4 separate regions of the Mus musculus genome follow, and regions 1, 2 and 4 are each linked to region 3. The links are chromatin loops, found by intact Hi-C in ENCODE. Cell type or tissue: heart. All regions are shown on one strand. Links, peaks and the distances in the headings refer to the core of each region. The heading gives the core; the rest is flanking DNA. Region 1 overlaps Gab2 (growth factor receptor bound protein 2-associated protein 2). Region 2 overlaps Gab2 (growth factor receptor bound protein 2-associated protein 2). Region 3 overlaps Gab2 (growth factor receptor bound protein 2-associated protein 2). Region 4 holds the start of Gab2 (growth factor receptor bound protein 2-associated protein 2).

Region 1 (4,702 bases), core at 1,371-3,870, 50 kb before region 3:
ATACTTTGGTAATGGCATTTACACTAATTACATATGTTGGTTTTCTTTTTCCAGCTTTGAAAAAGCTTTGAAGGGCAGGGGTGTGTTGTGTATGTGTTATACAGTTCCAAAGCACAGGCAACTGCTCAGATCGCCTGACTGCCGGCAGAGTTCTAAACTGGATGCTTGGCCCCATAGACCCAAGGCTCGTCTTTGCTGCTGTCACAGTAGGGGGATGAGAAAGATCTGCAACCTCTAAAGACAGCTTACTGAACAGAGGAGGTATGCAGAGTTGGAATTTATCTGTGATAAGTGAGGACAGAACTTAGCGGCTTCAAGTCCAGGTTCAGAATTCAACTAGAAATTCTATGACATGAAAATACCATGAAGATCCCATTTTGTATTATTTTCTTTAACTTTGTTTTTCTTCTAATTTTTTTTACATTTTTGGTTTTAGTTTTAAATAAACAAAATAATATGATTTGAGCCTCCAAACCCAAAATATCAACATCTCCAAGGTGGAGTCTGCTATACCTCTGCCATGGTGGGTGTCATATTGACAGCTAGGCGGAGGATCAACTGCTAAGGAAATTGCACAGAAGATGCATCAACTGCTATCACTGAACTAATTAGTCCTTAAGTTTACCTTGGCTTAGGGGTGACCATGGGCTAGCAATATACTGAGAATGCCTGGCCCACCTCCCTGGCCCTCTGGTCTCAGCTCCAGATTACACTGACCTCGATGGAGTCGGCTGTTGTCCATTGCAGGGAGGGTATTGCGCCTGGGGATAGTAGCAGCTACAGATCTGCTATTTTCGCTGATTGGAGGTCTTTGCTGAATGCTGCCCCATTGAGGTGTTTCTGCCTGACTTGGCTTGGGTGGCCGGGGTGGGGGAGCTATGGCTGAATCTCCAGGAGTGGCCACTGTCATGGCATTGTGGTTCTTGTCCAGTGTGAAAGTTCTAGGGATCTGGTAGGCTGAGAGAGGAGTGGTTGGGACATCCATATTGTCCACAAGGAGGTCTCCAAGTTCCCGACACAGGGTGTTGCTGGGCATCTTGAAGGTGTACACATCCTCGTTATCAGTCTCAGACCCTGTGAGGCTGCTCTTGGTGTGGCCATGGGAAGCCAGGCTCCGTGGGAGATCATAAGTACTGTCTTTGAATTCTGTATTGTGTCGGCTTGGCTTGGGAAGGCTATAGAAGCCATGGACTTGACCTCCGACGCCGTTGATACAGTGTCCATTGCTCTGGGCAAGTTTTTGCACAGCTGTATCACTCTTCTGCCGGGTGCCCTGAGAGAAGCTGGCACTCCTAAAGGAGAGACAAGAAGGGGACAGTGAGAAGAGGACAGAGGATGTTCAATGCACGCAGCTCGTTGTTGTGGGAATACTGAGGAGTCAGGCAGACCCCAGTTCTTCCTAGTCCCTACCACATATTAACTGTGTAATCTTAGGACTTTTACTTTAGGCATCTCCAAAATAGTAATTCAAATCATCTGAAGATTCTTTAGGAAGTCAACTCTAGTGTATTTAGCAGGTGTATGCTCCAGCAATGTTAACCTTTTTGAGCCCCTGGACTTCTCTGTGGCTGTTCCTAGCAGAGAATATGGTCATTCCTGGGCCCCAGAGATGCAAATAAACAGTCATACTGATAACCTGCTCACTCTCTGAATGACCAAAGAGCACACATATGGCAAGTTGTGGGAGAAAACAGAAAATCTGAGTTTTAGTTTTTTCTCTTTAAAGTCCGCTCGTGGGCACTGGTGCTTGTATTTTAAAGAACCAATTTAAATTTAAGCTATAGGCTTTATCTTCTACCAGGAATCATGGTTTGTTGAGAAGAATCTGGTTCTCTCCAGAAATCTAAAACTGTTGGTAAAATGACTTCCATTTGAGAACTCTAGTAGGGTAGAAAATGGTATTGCTTTTATTCATTTTAAATGATGGTACTGGGAAGCAAGGCCACCTTTAACGACAGTAACAGTGAAGGGAAGTTTATACTTAGTCCTAGCATTGCTACCTGTGAACATCAGCATGATGTTCTCCTAGGTACGAGACCTAGTCTTAGTTACAACCTGGGTCAGAGGCTCTGTAAGCCTTCCATTTCACAAGAGTGGTTGTTAAACTGGGTTCTGCATAAGTACTGTGTTAAGCTGGAGGATGAGTAGCAGGGAACCAGGCCTGCTTTCTGTCTCTGATGATCCTTCGGAGGATTTCATCTGAGCGGGAGACAAGGGAATCAACCCTCAGCAGTAGTTCTGTCTTTTGTAGACCAGAGGTATCTTCAGAAACCTAGTAAGCTCTTGGAGACTTTACCAGAATAAGGTGCAGGTTCACACTCACACCTCTGTGTTCTCCTGGGTGATGTTTGAACTGAGAACCACTGGTGGATCATCATCTGCTTTCCCTTAGCTCCCTCGCGAGGAACTTGCTATTTATAGATGTGGCCACCAGGTGGTAGTAGAGAACAGTGCCTAGAAGTTTAAACAGATGAATGGAACCAAGTATGCTGGCCAGGTTCCCCTTAACATGGGCCACTGGTGGTCCTAATATTCAGTCCCCCCAAATTTACCAGCCCCTCTACCTAGGTTTTTGTGTTTGTTCTCCCTTTCCAGTCACTTCCATTCACATAACCAAGCCAAGAGCTAAGGCCCAGGATAGATAAACATCACAGCTGAGGCAGGAGAATCAATGGCAGGTACAGAGTGTTCATATTTGTCCTTGGTATGTTTTATCTTATTATTGTTTTTGAATTTCCAATTCTCATTAGATGTCTTAATCTGATTTTTTCATTCGACAAATACTTGTTGATGTCTTCCTCCCCATCTAGGCTAGACACAATGGATACAGAGGTGTTGTGTGCTTAGAAATCACAGGAGATGCCATCCCTGCAAATTACCACAGTCAAGTATGAGTCTGTCAGTGGCCACATATTAACCTTTCCTGGTGGGGTCATGTTAGAAAGGCCTTTTCACAGACATCACATCTGAGTGAGTCGAGAAAAAAGAACAGCAAAACAAAATAAAGGCATTTCAGTTTGGGGCCAAAGATGTTTAAAACAACTTGGCAACTTTAAGGCTCTCCATGCTGCTCAGGCTGGAGGAAGCATGCTGGAAGGCAAGGCAGACAGAAACACAGATACTGCATCTCATGCACATAGAATCCAAATTACCAATCTCATAGGAACAGAGCATAATGAGGCTACCAGAAGCTAGTATTGTAATAAAATCATACAATAGTATCTGTTAATTTAAAAAGTGGGGTTAGTGGGATTTAGCTATATAAAGATTGCAGTTCAGGAAGACGCCCCAGCAGTGGCAGAACCTCCTAGGTGTGTTGTTCTGCAGTAAAAATGAACATTTTCCAGAATGCACCAGTCACCTTCTGTGATGGTTTGTAAATTCTTGGACCAGGGAGTGGCACCATTTGGAGGTGTGGCCTTGTTGGAATAGGTGTGACCTGGTTGGAGTAGGTCTGTCACTGTGGGTGTGGGCTTAAGACCCTCACCCTAGTTGCCTGGAAGTCAGTCTTCTACTAGCAGCCTTTGGATGAAGATGTAGAATTCTCAGCTCTGCCTGTTCCATGCCTGCCTGGATACTGCCATGTTCCCACCTTGATGATAATGGACTGAACCTCTGAACCTGTAAGCCAGTCCCAAGTAAATGTTGCTTTTTATAAGACTTGCCTTGGTCATGGTGTCTGTTCACAGCAGTAAAACCCTAAGGAAGACACCTTCCTTCTTCAATTCATTTCTGCCTTGACTCTGGTCTTGGGAAACCAGAAATGATGATGATTACCCATAATGATTTTTCACATGTTCAGGTCTTACCCAATCTACTCCAACTTATTTCCTTCTGATTTTTCTTCTGGATCAGAGTGCTAATGACTGACCTGACACTTACTTTCTCAGACTTTAAAGAAGTTTGTTATTGGGCTGGCGAGATGGCTCAGGGGTTAAGAGCACCGACTGCTCTTCCGAAGGTCCCGAGTTCAAATCCCAGCAATCACATGGTGGCTCACAACCATCCGTAATGAAATCTGATGCCCTCTTCTGGAGTGTCTGAAGACAGCTATAGTGTACTTACATATAATAAATAAATACATCTTTTTTTTAAAAAAAAGAAGTTTGTTATTTTTTAGCTGCATAATTTTTATTTCCTCTTTTATACATTTTCATATAGTCATGACTCACACTGTACTGTGATTTTGCTTTTGTTCTACTCTACTAGACTGTAGGTATATTAATGATGGAAAGTCCACTTTGATTTTTAATGAATATTTCTCCCCACCCTGTGTGTGTGTGTTTAAGATAGGGTTTCTCTGTGTAGTCCTAGCTGTCCTGGAACTTGCTTTGTAGACTAGGCTGGCCATGAATTCTCTGCCTCCCAAGTGCTGGGATAAAAGGCATGTGCCACCACTCCTGGCTTAAGTATATTTCTCATTTAAGGGAAAATAATGTGTAAATATTTGTAAAAAGATTAACTACCACTTAGCATTTTAATGACCATCTGTCACTAGCAATCTTAAGTCACTTGGACCATCTTCCAATCCCAATCCCAGATGAGCCCGTTCTATGAGTATGTGTCACAGACGTTAAAACATGAGATGACCCAGTGTATCTTGTTTTATGTTGAAGTCTTTGATCTCCTTGGACTTGAGCTTTGTGCAAACTGACAAATATGGATCTATTTTCATTTTTCTACATACCGACTGCCAGTTAGA
Region 2 (4,702 bases), core at 1,143-3,642, 75 kb after region 3:
CCTTACCCTTCCTTTTTCACCCCTCTTCCTACTAGTCCTCTTTGTTCATTCTCAATAGTTTAATTTCATGTCATAATACTATACATAACTTTACATAAAATCCAGAAGCTGAAAATGAGAGAAAGCATGTGTATTTGTCTTTCTAATATAGATTTAATTTACTTAATATGATTACCTTCAGTTGCATCCATTTTCCTGAAAATGATGTGAATTGGTTCTTTTCTATGGCTGAAAAATTCCATTATGTTATATACCCATTTTCACTATCCATTCATTGCTCTGTTGCTAAATGTCTAGTTTGGTTCCATAATTTAGCTATTACGAATAATGTTGCAATAAACAATGTGTTAAGTATCTCTGTAATATGCTGACTTTGGATAAATACAGACAGCTGGGTCCTGTGGTAGATTTGGCTTCTGTTGCCACCACTGCTGCTACTGCCACCTCTTCCTCCTCCTCTTCCTCTTCTTTCTTTCTTTTTTTCTTCTCTCTCTCTCTCTCTCTCTCTCTCTCTCTCTCTCTCTCTCTCTCTCTCTCTCTCAGAGTGGAGAAAGAGGAACACTCCTCCATTGTTGGTAGGATTGCAAGCTTGTACAACCACTCTGGAAATCAGTCTGGAAATTCCTCAGAAAATTGGACATAGTACTACCGGAGGATCCCGCAGTACCTCTCCTGGGCATATATCCAGAAGATGTCCCAACCGGTAAGAAGGACACATGCTCCACTATGTTCATAGCAGCCTTATTTATAATAGCCAGAAGCTGGAAAGAACCCAGATGCCCCTCAACAGAGGAATGGATACATAAAATGTGGTACATTTCCACAATGGAGTACTACTCAGTTATTAAAAAGAATGAATTTATGAAATTCCTAGGCAAATGGATGGACCTGGAGGGCATCATCCTGAGTGAGGTAACCCAATCACAAAGGAACTCACACAATATGTACTCACACAATATGTGGATATTAGCCCAAAACCTAGGATACCCAAGATATAAGATACAATTTGCTAAACGCATGAAACTCAAGAAGAACAAAGACCAAAGTGTGGACACTTTGCTCCTTCCTAGAAATGGGAACAAAACACCCATGGAAGGAGTTACAGAGACAAAATTTGGAGCTGTGACAAAAGGATGGACCATCTAGTGATTGCCATATCCAGGAATCCATCCCATAATCAGCTTCCAAACGCTGACACCATTGCATACACTAGCAAGATTTTGCTGTAAGGACCCAGATATAGCTGTCTCTTGTGAGACTATGCCGGGGCCTAGCAAACACAGAAGTGGATGCTCACAGTCAGCTATTGGATGGGTCACACGGCCCCCAATGGAGGAGCTAGAGAAAGTACCCAAGGAGCTAAAGGGAACTACAACCCTATATGTGGAACAACAATATGAACTAATCAGTACCCCGGAGCTCTTGTCTCTAGCTGCATATGTATCAAAAGATGGCCTAGTCAGCCATCACTGGAAAGAGAGGCCCTTTGGACTTGCAAACTTTATATGCCCCAGTACAGGGGAACGCCAGGGCCAAAAAGGGGGAGTGGGTGGGTAGGGGATGGGGGGGTGGGGATGGGGGACTTTTGGAATAGCATTGGAAATGTAAACGAGGAAAATACCTAATAATAATAATAAAAAAAAAGAATCTCCATTCTGATTTCTATAATGACTGATCTAGTTTATATCCTCTTGAGCATGTATAAAGGTCCCCTTTGAGTCAACACATGTTTTAACATCATGCCAACATGAGGAGCTATTGTGCTTGTCACACACACACAAAATCTCTCTTCTATGTGTAAAGTTCTCAAGGTAAGAAGGGAGTGTCTGTGCAATTGGAACGGGACAATGGAGGACCTAGGCTACTTTAAAGCAGACTAGACTCACAATGGACAAAGGAGTGGGGGCAGAGGCAAAAAAGGGAAATATAGTAGCTGCCACCATAGCCTCACTGAGACAGCTCTGTATCTCCATTGCCATTGTTTATAACTCTGAAGACACCATCCAGACCTAATTAATGAAAGTGTCCATTGGGCAGGGGAAAACACATACACATGCCCCTCCACACACAAAAGCACATTTGTGTCAGGAGGCCTCAGAGTCTGACACACTGAGGACTTGCCTCCCCCATCTCCCCTAGAAAGGCAGCTTTACTAGTATTCCACACAAAAGAGGCTGTGGCAGAGAAGAGAACAAGCTTTCTCCAAAACTGCTGACTTGATTCATCCCCAAGCTGACACAATGTGGAAAGGAAAACTTCAGGAAATGGGTAGATTATGTCCAAGAAAAGATTTCCTGCAAGTAGTTAACAGGAAGCTAACATGAAAAGCAGTACTAAAAATACACAGGCTATTGGAAACAAGCCGCAAGGGCCTGCCATTTCAACAAGCGGCTCAGGAAGTTACCAGGCCTCCCTGCACTTTCATCTAGTGAGGTCAACCTAACATGGGTTACTTACCTAGATAAGCTTATTGGGGGCCCTTAGTGTGATTTAAACTTCACTGTAGGCTTTATCAGTTCTCAATGTGTTTTAGGCTATTCACAGGGATTATTATAGCCCCGAGAGAAGGTAAGAGTCTCAGTGCTTCACACACATAGTTCAACTCATGTGATGAGAAATATGAACCAGTAGAACAAACAACCCCTATGTTCACCTGGATGTGGGCTCAAAAGGAATGAGCCTCACCTCCAATGCAGCTAGGAAAATCTGTATAGAAGGGACAATGAAGTGCACGACGTCGACGTCTATCTGCACTTAGAGATCTGTGTAAATAGGGAAACTAAAATGTGACATCAGGAGGACAGAAGGGAGCTGTTAGGAAGTGATTATTTGTAAATTTTGAGGAAGAACCTTTCTGTGAGTAGTTAAAGGCAGATGTTTCATGTCCAGCTCTTTCATGCTCTTCAGTTAGAGCAGAAACTTAAAGATAGAGTTGGTTTTCAGAGCCATCTCTTTTGCTTATACCTACAAAATCCTAAAAGTCTGCTAAATGTTCATGGAGCTCCAGCATCTGTACTTTCCCCTGTAGTACTGAACACAATTTTAAATGGAAGGCAGAAGGAACAATGTTGAACTTTATTTCAGAGTTGGCTTGGGACTGTGGAGTCCTCAAATGTCCTCAACACCCACCTTCACCCTAACCTGCCCCAAAGGTACATTCCTCATCTTGTATCTGCAGTTTGTATACTTAGAAGTTCTGTACTAAGGTAAAACGTACTACTAAGCATCGTGCAAACACACAGAGACATTATGGTAAGTAATTCTTCCAAGATTAAAATGAATAGTCTGAGAACAAAAATTCTTCAGTGGTATATTCTTTATACCCATCAGGAGACAGATGTAAAGGCCAAGTGGCAAACAAAATGTAGGTGGTCCAGTATGATTAGAGTCTAGGGAGACTGGGCAGGGTAAACACCAAGGTTTTCACAGTGGGTGATCTTTCTTTTGCTGTAAATCCATGGACACTTTGTTGTTGTTGCTCTTATCTTTGCTCATTTCTTTGGCAGCATTTGAGGCAGCTGAGTACTTCTTTCCTAAAGGCTTCTTTGAAATTCTTTTAATTGAGTGAAATCACATTTTCTATGTCTTTCTGTTCAGTCTTCACAAGGTCCTTTTAAGGTCTACAATCCCTATAATTTCATCCCAGCTTCCTCCTGTCTTACTCTTCACATTCTTGGTAGTTTAGAATACTCTCCATGTACAGAGCACTGTTGGACTTCAACTCCATGCTACCCACCACACTTTAGAACTTGGTGGGCAATCATGAGTGAAGCTAATATCCTCATCTTTATTTGACAGAGTGGAAGGTAGTTTAAATACCCAAAGCCCTGATAAACTGCTTTATGATATAAATAAATAATAGGATTTTACACTTTGCTTATGGATATTTGTCTTAATTAGGGTTTCTATTCCTGTGATAAAACACCATGACCAAAAGCAACTTAGGGAAGAAAGGGTTTATTTTGTTTTATAGATTGCAGTTCATCATTCATAGAAGTCATGGCAGGAATTGAAGGCAGTAACCTGGAGGTGAAACTGATGCAGAGGCTATGGATGAGTGCCACCTGAAGTCTTGATTACAGTCTTGCTTTGCTCAGCCTGCTTTCCCCAGGACCACTAGCCCAAGGATAATACTGCCTACAGTGAACTGGGCCCTTTCACATCAATTATCAATTAAGAAGATGCACCACAGGCCAATATGGTGGGGGTATTTTCTCAATGGAGGCTTTCTCTCCCAAAATGACTCTAATTTGTGCCCAGTTGACATAAAACTTGTCAGCACAATATCTATGTATTATTTATTTTAAATCTTGGAACTATAAACACCACGATTGCCACTTCATTTGTTACATTAAAACAGCAAACATCATCAAACAGTGAAAGTAGTTAAGAATTAAAAATATGAGGAAATTAAATGGCCAAATATATAATATCAAGAGTCTTTGACTTGTTTGAGTTAATTTTATATCCAGCTACTTCACCGAAGCTGTTTATCAGGTTTAGGAGTTCTCTGTTGGAATTTTTAGGGTCACTTATATATACTATCATATCATCTGCAAAAAGTGATATTTTGACTTCCTCTTTTCCAATTTGTATCCCCTTGATCTCCTTTTGTTGTCGAATTGCTCTGGCTAATACTTCAAGTACTATGTTGAAAAGGTAGGGAGAAAGTGGGCAGCCTTGTCTAGTCCCTGATTTTAGT
Region 3 (4,702 bases), core at 716-3,215:
ATGATGCACCTAACCCCAAGAGACTGGAGGTTCCAGGGAGTTTAGAGGTCAGGCAGGGTGGGGGGTGGGGACATCCACGTGGAGACAGGGGGTAGGGAGGAGGTAGGGGATGTGGAACAGTCAGAGGGTAGACTGGGGGAGGGAATAAAATATGGAGTGTAAAAAAAGTAATTAAAAAAACCCAATGTTTAAAATTACTTCAAGTTTAATGTTGAAGATCTCATAAGATCTACACATTGAATAAGTAACAAAGTTGAAATCTAAAATTGAGACTTTGTCTCTCAATTTAGATCTTGGAGAAATGACTATATCTATAGGCTTTGTAGCATTCAGCATCTTAAGAATAACAGAGATAAAGTTTGGAGCAGAGACTGAAGGAATGACCATCCAGGGACTGCCCCACCTGGGGATCCATCCCATAAACAACCACTAAACCCAGACACTATTGCAGATGCCAACAAGAGCTTGCTGACAGGAACCTGATATAGCTGTCTCCTGAGGGGCTCTGCCAGTGCCTGACAAATACAGAAGTGGATGCTCACAGCCATCCATTAGATGGAGCACAAGGTCCCCAATGAAGGAGCTAAAGAAAAGTACCCAAGGAGCTGAAGGTGTTTGCAGCCCCCTAGGAGGAACAACAATATGAACTAATCAGTAACCTCAGAGCTCCCTGGGACTAAACCACTAATCAAATAAAACAGACGGAGGGACTCGTGGCTCTAACTGCATATGTAGCAGAGGATGGCCTAGTCGGTCATCAATGGGAAGAGAGGCCCTTGGTCCTGTAAAGGTTCTTTGTCCCAGTATAGGGGCATACCTGGGCCAGGAAGCAGGAGTGGGTAGGTTGGGGAGCAGGGGATTGGGTGGGGGGAGAGGATAGGGGATTCTCAGAGGGGAAACTAGGAAAGGGGACATTTGAAATGTAAATAAAAAATATCTAATTAAAAAAGAATAACTATGACTGGATATTTAATCAGACTTAAGATTTTCAGGGATCTAAGACAACCTTTTAATACAAACGCCTCTTCCACTAAACACAAAATTCTAGTTCTACCATTATTATAAGTCCAAAATTGAAGTTATACAGAATTTTGGAATGTACTCTGGTAATTTCAACAAATCACTACTACCTTTCTTCACAATGGGTAATCGGAAGTCATCCATGAACAGCAACAAAACAGGAGGGGTGGGTGCCGGGAGTCTCAAGACACATCTGCGAGCTTTCCAAAGTTGAGAACTCAGGACCAGACTGCTCCTACTCCCCAGTCTGTGGGTTTTGGCAGGTAACACTAGACTTAATCTATGCTGGTTGGCTAGGGAGGTGAGGGGGAGTGTCTCGTATAAATAGACAGAACAGGAAGACGGATCAAGTCTTAGAATGGAGAAAGGGGTCATGTTTTTCCCAGTCACCTTTTCCTCCTCCAGAGTCTGGACTTTCCTGAAGGTCAGGGCTACAGAGAGTTCTATGAAGATTTATGTAGCTCATATTCAATTCAAGACCTGTTTTTTTTTTGGGTGACTAGACCAAGTTGCAAACAACAAAAACAAATAATAATAATGAAGGAGATCTAATTCTTCAGAACTGCTCGTAATAACACTTTTTTTTTTTTTTAAAGGGAACAGGAATTTCAGAGCTGGCTGGAAACTGGTCTGGATGTTTATTTTCCTCATTGTCTCAGTGGAAAAAAAAAAGGGTGGGTGATTCAGAAAGCAGCCTCCACCTCTGGCCTGGGGCTTGAGTCAGTCTCCACCCTGTTCTTTGCTTTGCTCCTCAACAGCTGGGTTGTAGTCTGGGGAGATTCTGCTTCTTGCCTCCCACACTGGCTCTCAGCTTCCAAGAAGGGTCCCAAGAGAAGCTGTGAATCTAAGTTCAGAGAAACAACACCAAAAGGTGGGAGAGGGAACAGGGAAGAAAAGGCCTCTCAGGCATATGAGAAGGGAAATATTTCTCCCCTGCCTTATTCTATCCTAATTTTTCACTCTCCTACCCACTTTCATCATGGGGTGGCAGGGGAGGACAAGGTTGTCAGAAGGCATCTGTGTGGACAGCAGCTCTCCCACAGCTCTTTCTGCTGTCTAGCAGGAATAGGTGGTCTAGAGACGGATGAGCTGTTTGAAGACCCCCCACTGACATTCTTCCATAGGATGCTGCATATTTCCTCAAAGCATTCCTATGAGTGTTGTCTGACCCCAGATGAAAACCAAGGCTTGAAATAGTCTGCTAGAGAGATAGGAAACTCAAGGATTACTGGAAGCTTAAATATTTATAAAACAGATTTTGGGGAGCAGCCTCATCAAATATTTTTTAGTAGAGAAAAGGTGGAAGAAGAAAACATCTAGAACTCTGGGATTTCATTCCACAGAATTAGGCTAACTATTGTCACAAAACTCTTGCCAAGGGGTAAAGGATAAAGGAAAAGCTAATTCCATGGAGAGAATATAGAAGAGGCTTTGGCCCTATTTCTAAATCTTTACCAGTTACAAAATAGGACTTTGGTGAGCTAAACTCCCTGAGCTCCAATTCATTCATAGTGGCTTGCTGGCTAGTTGGAGACAGACCATGTTAGTTTGCTAATTTAGCTGTCAGAGGCCACTTTTATAATATCACTACACTTATAAAATAATCAGTTGTCAGTGATTTATAAACGTCCTGCTGCTCTTCCTTCTGGCTGGCTATTTTGTGACTTAGAAGCAGCTATGCCAGACTTGCCTGTGAAGAGTTAGAACAAATGAGGAGTTAGCAAACATAGTCTGAGGATGCGTAAAAGCCTTGGGACTTAGCCCCAGCACCTCTGCTTTTAGGTCTCTGTTCCAAAATCTCCCTGTTCCTCCTTGTGCAACAGAAATAACGTCAGTTGCCCCTTGTCACTTCATTTTTGTTTCAAATGAGACTACAGAAGGGTTTGCTGACAGGAAAGCTTTCTAAAAATGGTAGATATTTAAATCACATCCTGTTTATCTTGTTTTATAGATACAAAGAACATCTTTACTTTTACACCACCGTCCTCACTATATGGAAAGAAGCACTTGGCAGCCACTGTTCCTACACATTTTCCTGATGTTTCCTGTGTGATCTGGTATAACCTCTCCAACAACCCCATGATGAATCATTTCCATTTTCCAGATGATAAAACCATAAGAGGTAAAAAGTTACTTATTTGGTGTCAAACTGCAAATAAGCAGAAACCCTGGGTTTCAGCACAGATGACCTGCCAGATTCCATAGTGGCTCTGTGGGTCCTGTGCAGCAACTGAAAAGTGAAGGGGGGAGGAGGCTATGCCAGTGCCTGACAAACACAGAAGTGGATGCTCACAGTCAGCTATTGGATAGAACACAGGACCCCCAATGGAGGAGCTAGAGAAAGTACCCAAGGAGCTGAAGGGGTCTGCAACCCTATAGGAAGAACAACAATAAGAACTAACCAGTACCCCCAGAGCTCGTGTCTCTAGCTGCATATGTAGCAGAAGATGGCCTAGTCGGCCATCATTGGGAAGAGAGGCCCATCAGTCTTGCAAACTTTATATGCCCCAGTACAGGGGAAACACCAGGGCCAAGAAGTGGGAGTGGGTGGGTAGGGGAGCAGGGGTGGGGAAGGAGGGTATAGGGGACTTTTGGGATAGCATTTGAGATGTAAATGAAGTAAATACCTAATAAAAATTTGGAAAAAAAAAGAAAAAGAAAAAAAAAAAGCAAAGCAGACCTCAGATTTCAGAATTCAAAGGGTGAGAGCTTTCCTAACACTGGCTGATTGCTCAGCACATGAATAATTCATCCAAGTTTTTTCAGCTGAAAGCTGGTTCTTTTTGTACATGGTACATCTGGTCAGGGACAGCTGCCTGTGCCTGGCCACCAATGCGAGGACCCAGACATGTCTATTGGTAAACACAGCTCAGAGCAGTTATCTGCTTTTTTATGTTAAGTTTTGAAAGTCATTTTGATTCCTAGAGGGAGGGAGAGTCTTAATTTTGTATATAAACACAAAACAAAAATGGGTCCCACATATATGAGATGAAATCTTTTTGGCATTTTTTTGTTCTTTTCTTTCTGGCGCATTAGCCTGTGTTTCCTTTTGGAAGAAGCTCTTTGTCAGGAAGCTGATGTCTTCTCCAATCTGTGTGAATATTTAGACTCAGTTTTACTCCTGGTCTGGCTTGGTCCTTCAGGTTTTATACTAGATGTTTGGCTGGAATACATGAGGAATTGCAGGGAAGCAGTAGAAATAAGAATCTGGGGGTGGCAAGAAAGTTGAAAAATTAAAAAAAAAAAAGACTCCATCTGCTATAGAAACTCTTCCAGCTGAAGGTAAAATACCAGAAACATTCAATGGATCCCATCATAACCCTTAAGGGGAAGGGAGGCAGATAAAGTCTAAGGAGTATTTGAATGTGGCTCCCTATATGAAGGAATCTCCACAAGGTTAGGTAACAATTAGGTGAGCCAGGCAAGAAGATCTGTGCACAGTTCTGGGGAATCCACAGCTGGAGTGCTGCCCAGTGAGCCCACAGAGAAGCAGAGGCACTGCAAGGACAGAGCTGCACAGTTTTTAGGGGTTGCAGAGCCCTAGAGCAGAAATTTGAAGCAAATACTCTCAGTACAGCTACAGGCCCACCTGTAGAATCTGCTCACTGGACTACAGCCCTAGGAGTCATTGTATGAAGAGTATTCTAGCACCCAGACTGCAACAATCTGAGATGGTAAGGAG
Region 4 (4,702 bases), core at 787-3,286, 170 kb after region 3:
GCATCCATGATGGGCACGCGCGTGCGTGCGTGCGTGTGTGTGTGTGTGTGTGTGTGTGTGTGTGTTGTTTGGTATGCAAATGAGAGACAGGGTCTCAAGTAGCAAGCTAGGCTGGTTTTGAACCTCTGATCCTCCTGTCTCTTGTTTCCCAAGTGTAAGTGCTGGCAGTTCAAGCCTAGGCTACAGCAACAGGCAACAGAACAAAACAAAAGAAAAAGCTCCTAGTAATTAAAATATTTTACTCATATCAACTCCCCCCCCCAAATGAGCTTTCAAGCTTAAACACCCCTACTATATTACTGTATGCCAAATCTCTGTCCATTTTCAAAAGGCATGCACTAAATCCTTAGATTCCCTGCCCTTCCCCCTGCCCCCTCTTCCCAGCAAGCAAGTGACCTAAGTCAGAGCCTGGTTTCATTGACACACTTGCACTCCCCAACAACACTTCCTTTGAAAAACAGAATGTCACTTCCTCAGTCCAGAGGCCAGAAGTCCCTTGATTCTGATCTGGGGAGTAGAGACAGGAAACTCTGGTAAGCTTCTGTCCCCCATGGCCAGCCACTAGTGCAGCTGACAGAGGGCAGGGTCTGTTGGGAGCTCCCTTGATGCACTGCAGCTGGAAGCGACCGCTCACTTCCAGGCTGTGGGAGTGATTTCTCAGAGTCCAGCACTCCCAGGCAGCAGAACAAGGACGATTCTTGGCAAGTGGAGAGCGAGAAGATGGGAGGACCTGCACTCCTTTAACGGACTTTCCGTTTCTAAACTCCTCAGACTACCCCAATCTCGGATCCTGGCACCATTTTGTTCTCTGAGCTCGGTAGACAAGAAGTGGGTGCCCCGACCCCAACTGCCAGTTTCTCACGTAGAGGGGACGGCCCGTCCCACCAATTTCACTACACACAGCCAGCTCGCACCACCTAGCAATTCAGAGCCACATCTTCAGACCCCAGACACCAGACGACACAAAACTCTGGCCAGTTATTGAGGACCAAACTGCAGTGTCACCCCGTGGGGCGGAGGACCGCGGTGTGTGTGTGTGGGGGGGGGGGGTATGTGAGAAACATTCGGAATAATGGGAAAGAAGGGGGACAAACAAATGAGTCACTTAATACAAGCGCTGCACATGCCGCTGACGCTGCCCGTGATGTAGTGGCCGCAGACTGGAAGGAAGCAAGGCGGCCACCGGGGAGGGGCGGACAGAGAAAGGGACCGGGAGAGGGGCGCCGGCGCCTCGCCCTTTGTGGGCCCGGGGCCGCGCGGCCCCTCAGCCTACCCTCCCGATCGGGGCGACTCGGCTCCTTCGGCCCCGGGCGTTTTACTCTCCCGGTCGCCCGGAACAATCGCTCCAAACTTCGGCTCGGCGAGCGAGGAGTTCTCGGGGAGGCAGGCGGCAGCCGCAGCCCCGACCTGCGCCCCGCCCCTCGGCGGCGCACCTGTGACAGGTGTGAGGCGCCCCACTCGCGCCCGCCGCTCTCGCCCTCGGAGGCCGCGGGGCCCCGGCTCGCCGCGCCCGGCCTCTCTCAGCGCCCCCATCTCCGAGGCCGCGGGACAGCCCCCGGCCGCCCTCCCGCCGGGCCGCGCCCGCTCGCCCGCTCGCCTCACTCACATAGCGCCTCAACTTCTTCTCGGGAGGCGATTTCCTCAGCCAGCCGGTACACACCACGTCGTCGCCGCCGCCGCCGCTCATGTCGCCGGCTAAACTGGAGCCCGCCGCCGGCTCGCGCGGACAAGGGCGCGGGCGCGGGCTGCTGGGTCAGCCGGCTGCCGGTGCGCGGCTCGCGGGGGAGGGGAGGGGCCCGGCAGCCCCGGGGCGAGGACGAGGCAGTGAGGCGCGCGGGCCCGGCTGCCTGCGCGCGCTCGAGTTCCACCCCCCCCCCCCGCCCTCCGGCCGCGCGCGCGCGCGCGCACACACACACACACACAGCCCCACCAGGGCGCCTCAGCAGGCGGGCGCTCGCCACGCCCACAGCCCCGCGAGGTCCCCGAGGGCAGCCGGCGCAGAGGCCAGTTAGCCTGGACCCCACAGGCCCGGAGGCCGTGAGACGAGCTGTCGCCAGCAGCTGCGTCCTCAGGGTCTTGGTGGCTGTTGTTGGTTTTTTCCCCCCTCTAAGCCTGGAGCTGCAGGCGGGGTCGTGAAGACCTCTGGGTGGTGCCGGTGCTAGGGTGAGGGAAGGCCAGAGGCTATCCACCCTAGGTCGAACGTTGAGCCTATGCTCAACCCCTCTTCCCCAGCGTCGTGGAAGAGTAGGACAGAGATCCAAGGACTGCTCCGGTTTCCTGTCCATTCCCACAGTTTCAGGTTTCAGTAAGTCCGATTCTGGCTGAAATGAGTCCTGCTTCACTGTAAGTTAACTCTCACATCTCTAGGCCAGAGAAGCAGCAAACAGACATACTGTGTGCTGGGAGCTTACTGCATTCACCTTCCACAGCGATTATCTTCACTGCCTTACAAATTGGATAGGTCATAATTATACCCATTTTACAGATAGCCTGAAGCCACACAGCTGACACAATGCAGGCCTTTCTAATCCAGGTGTTTTGGGAGGAGGGGAGGGGAATCTTCTCTCCTGTTTTTTTTTTTTTTTCCCAGAGTGACATTACTGCAGTAATGTCTGTAGATCAAAGGGTGCTTGGGGGGGGGGTGTGGGGGGACTGGACGGGACTAGATCTTATTGCTGAGAAACAAAGTCCAGCTGGCGCTCTCCCATAGTGCCTCTGGGAAAACTGAATCCAGTAAAAGGAAACTGTAAGTTTTGCAGAACACAATGAATTGGAAAACAAGGAGGTATAAAAGAACAAGAAATTGTGATAAAAATGTCCAGAGTTTCCACTCATTGACTTTATAAGAGATCTCTCCTATATAAATGTGAATATAGAGATCTTTTTCTCACTGGCTTGTGCTGAGAGGGTTGAGATAAAGGACCAGGAAGCAAACACCCAACACCAGTGCTCCAGGGGGAAAGTGGAGGAAAAAGAAAAGCAAAACCAAAACCTTTGGTAAGAGTTCTTTTTTTAACTCACAAAGTACCTTTCCAAACAGCATTTAAAAGGTAGGTTCCCTTCTAGTTTCTCATGAAGTTGCTTAGTAACCCACTTTATCAACAGGGAGTTGTGTGGTTGATGCATGAACCGGAGAGGCAGCATCTTGCAATGCCTCAGCATAACCTTTGTTTTCTGGATTATTTTAGTCTTCTCTCTGGGTGCACCAAAGCTAGTTATTTTAGATAGTTGGACATCTTTTAGTCTAACAGATTTTGTTTGGATTGGGGAATCTTTAACCATTTCAATTATAAAAGCTGATTCCTACCTGTGCTTAGCAATTCTAGTCACTCTGAGAGATGAAGGGACCTTTGACCCATTCCACTGACCTTCAAGTATCCAGAGTAGCTCCACAGAACATGAAGCTAGAATGCTTAGGCTGTATCTGGGACCATAATCACCCTTGACTTTTTAATTTAGGGATTCTTAAGCCACCACTAGAATTATGGCCATTTTAAAACCTCTGGCTCCCAGGACCTTAAACACTTTGTGAGACATAAATATCAAAATACTTAGTCTGCCAAGTCAACCAGGAGGCAGTGACTCCCAGTCACAACAAAGCAACCCTGATTCCATTCACATTTGAGTCCTGGTGCCAAATCTCCAGGATTGCAGCCTGAGAAATCTGCAAAGACTGGCTGCACCTAGGGTTGTGATGGAAGTCAAGCAGACATATGCCCTACCCTCTCCTAGGAGAGCGGGAATACTAATCCGAGAATTGTGAGATTTAAGACACAGGCGGGGAGACTCATCAACTATTAGTCTGGGTTGGTTTTGTTTAGCAAAGACGGGTTGTTATTTTTAAGTTCATGAAATTGGCAGTCTGGTGTTATGTGATCAAAAACAGAAAGGGTCTTGAAATATAACAGTTACAGAGCTCCGGTTTGGGGAATCTTCAGAATGTCCCAATCCTTCTCCAAAACTCAGCAGGGGCTACACATAGTGCCCCTGCTCTTCTGCCCTGACTTTCATTGTCTGTCCTTATTAGTGGGTGCCCAGAGGTGCTAGCTGCACACAGGGAGCATGACTGTTGTTGGGCTCCCTGGCTCTGTCTTCAGACTCTCAGAAGTGCGTGAGGCCTGGAGACAGCCCTTGGACAGAATGTTCCTGTCTGGACTTTCACTATGTCCTCTCCATTCGCTGTTGTGTCCCCAGCCCCCCATCTCCCTAGAAAAAACTGGAAAACAAATTATGTGAATGATTTATTAACGTGAAGATGGGCGCCATCTATTGGAAATAGTTAAAATGACACCGACCCCTAAGCCCTGCAAGGACATGCTTCGCTAGATTGTAATTTAGGCAATTTTGATTAAAGACCACTGGTATTTCCTAAGAGGAATTAATAGCCAGCCCCAAGAGTTCTTTGGGACATTAATCCCATATTCCCATTAAGTTCCCAGGAAATGAACATTTTAGGGGAGGTTGTCATGCAGAGATTTAAAACAAGCACACATTGTGTGTGTGTGTTGTGGGGGGTAGGGGTGGGCAGACACCACCTATGCCTTGTTGCCATCTCCTCCACAAAGCCTGGGCTCTAATGGGTGAGTGTGGCTTTGAATGTTATGGGAGGCAGCCTGCATTCGTGCCTGTCTCAAAGCTGAGGATTTGTGGCCAGCAGCAGGTGCATGGCTGGTGGAAGGATCCCAGGAATGGGTTGAGAGAG

What was found. A loop is a pair of places that touch in the nucleus more often than their neighbours do. Peaks named below come from ENCODE experiments on the same cell type or tissue, not always from the same donor. Only the 100,000 strongest peaks of a DNase experiment are listed, where the experiment ranks them.
Region 1: a loop joins it to region 3, with 2.0 times the contacts of the local background. A loop is called at or near these places in 2 of 42 quality-filtered maps.
Region 2: a loop joins it to region 3, with 2.8 times the contacts of the local background. A loop is called at or near these places in 2 of 42 quality-filtered maps.
Region 4: it touches region 3 in a loop (6-fold over the local background); 5 of 42 quality-filtered maps call a loop at or near these places.

The regions. Positions count from the first base shown.
Region 1 is chr7:97,295,418-97,300,119 of GRCm38, reverse strand. It overlaps Gab2 (growth factor receptor bound protein 2-associated protein 2), which reads right to left. Exons shown (of 10, transcript NM_010248.2): 4 at 718-1,292. Among named protein-coding and RNA genes, the nearest start is that of Usp35, 34 kb to the left of the region's middle. In heart, for the core only: no CTCF peak of the experiment used is centred there; a DNase peak (open chromatin) is centred at 2,439.
Region 2 is chr7:97,170,013-97,174,714 of GRCm38, reverse strand. All of the region lies in intron 1 of Gab2 (growth factor receptor bound protein 2-associated protein 2), which reads right to left. Among named protein-coding and RNA genes, the nearest start is that of Gab2, 91 kb to the right of the region's middle. In heart, for the core only: no CTCF peak of the experiment used is centred there; a DNase peak (open chromatin) is centred at 2,374; H3K27ac peaks cover 972 bases.
Region 3 is chr7:97,244,934-97,249,635 of GRCm38, reverse strand. All of the region lies in intron 2 of Gab2 (growth factor receptor bound protein 2-associated protein 2), which reads right to left. Among named protein-coding and RNA genes, the nearest start is that of Usp35, 85 kb to the left of the region's middle. In heart, for the core only: no CTCF peak of the experiment used is centred there; DNase peaks (open chromatin) are centred at 1,285 and 1,765.
Region 4 is chr7:97,078,811-97,083,512 of GRCm38, reverse strand. Gab2 (growth factor receptor bound protein 2-associated protein 2) reads right to left here and starts at 1,762. Exons shown (of 10, transcript NM_010248.2): 1 at 1,607-1,762. The coding sequence starts at 1,687. In heart, for the core only: a CTCF peak has its summit at 1,965; a DNase peak (open chromatin) is centred at 1,882; H3K4me3 peaks cover 1,753 bases; H3K27ac peaks cover 1,763 bases.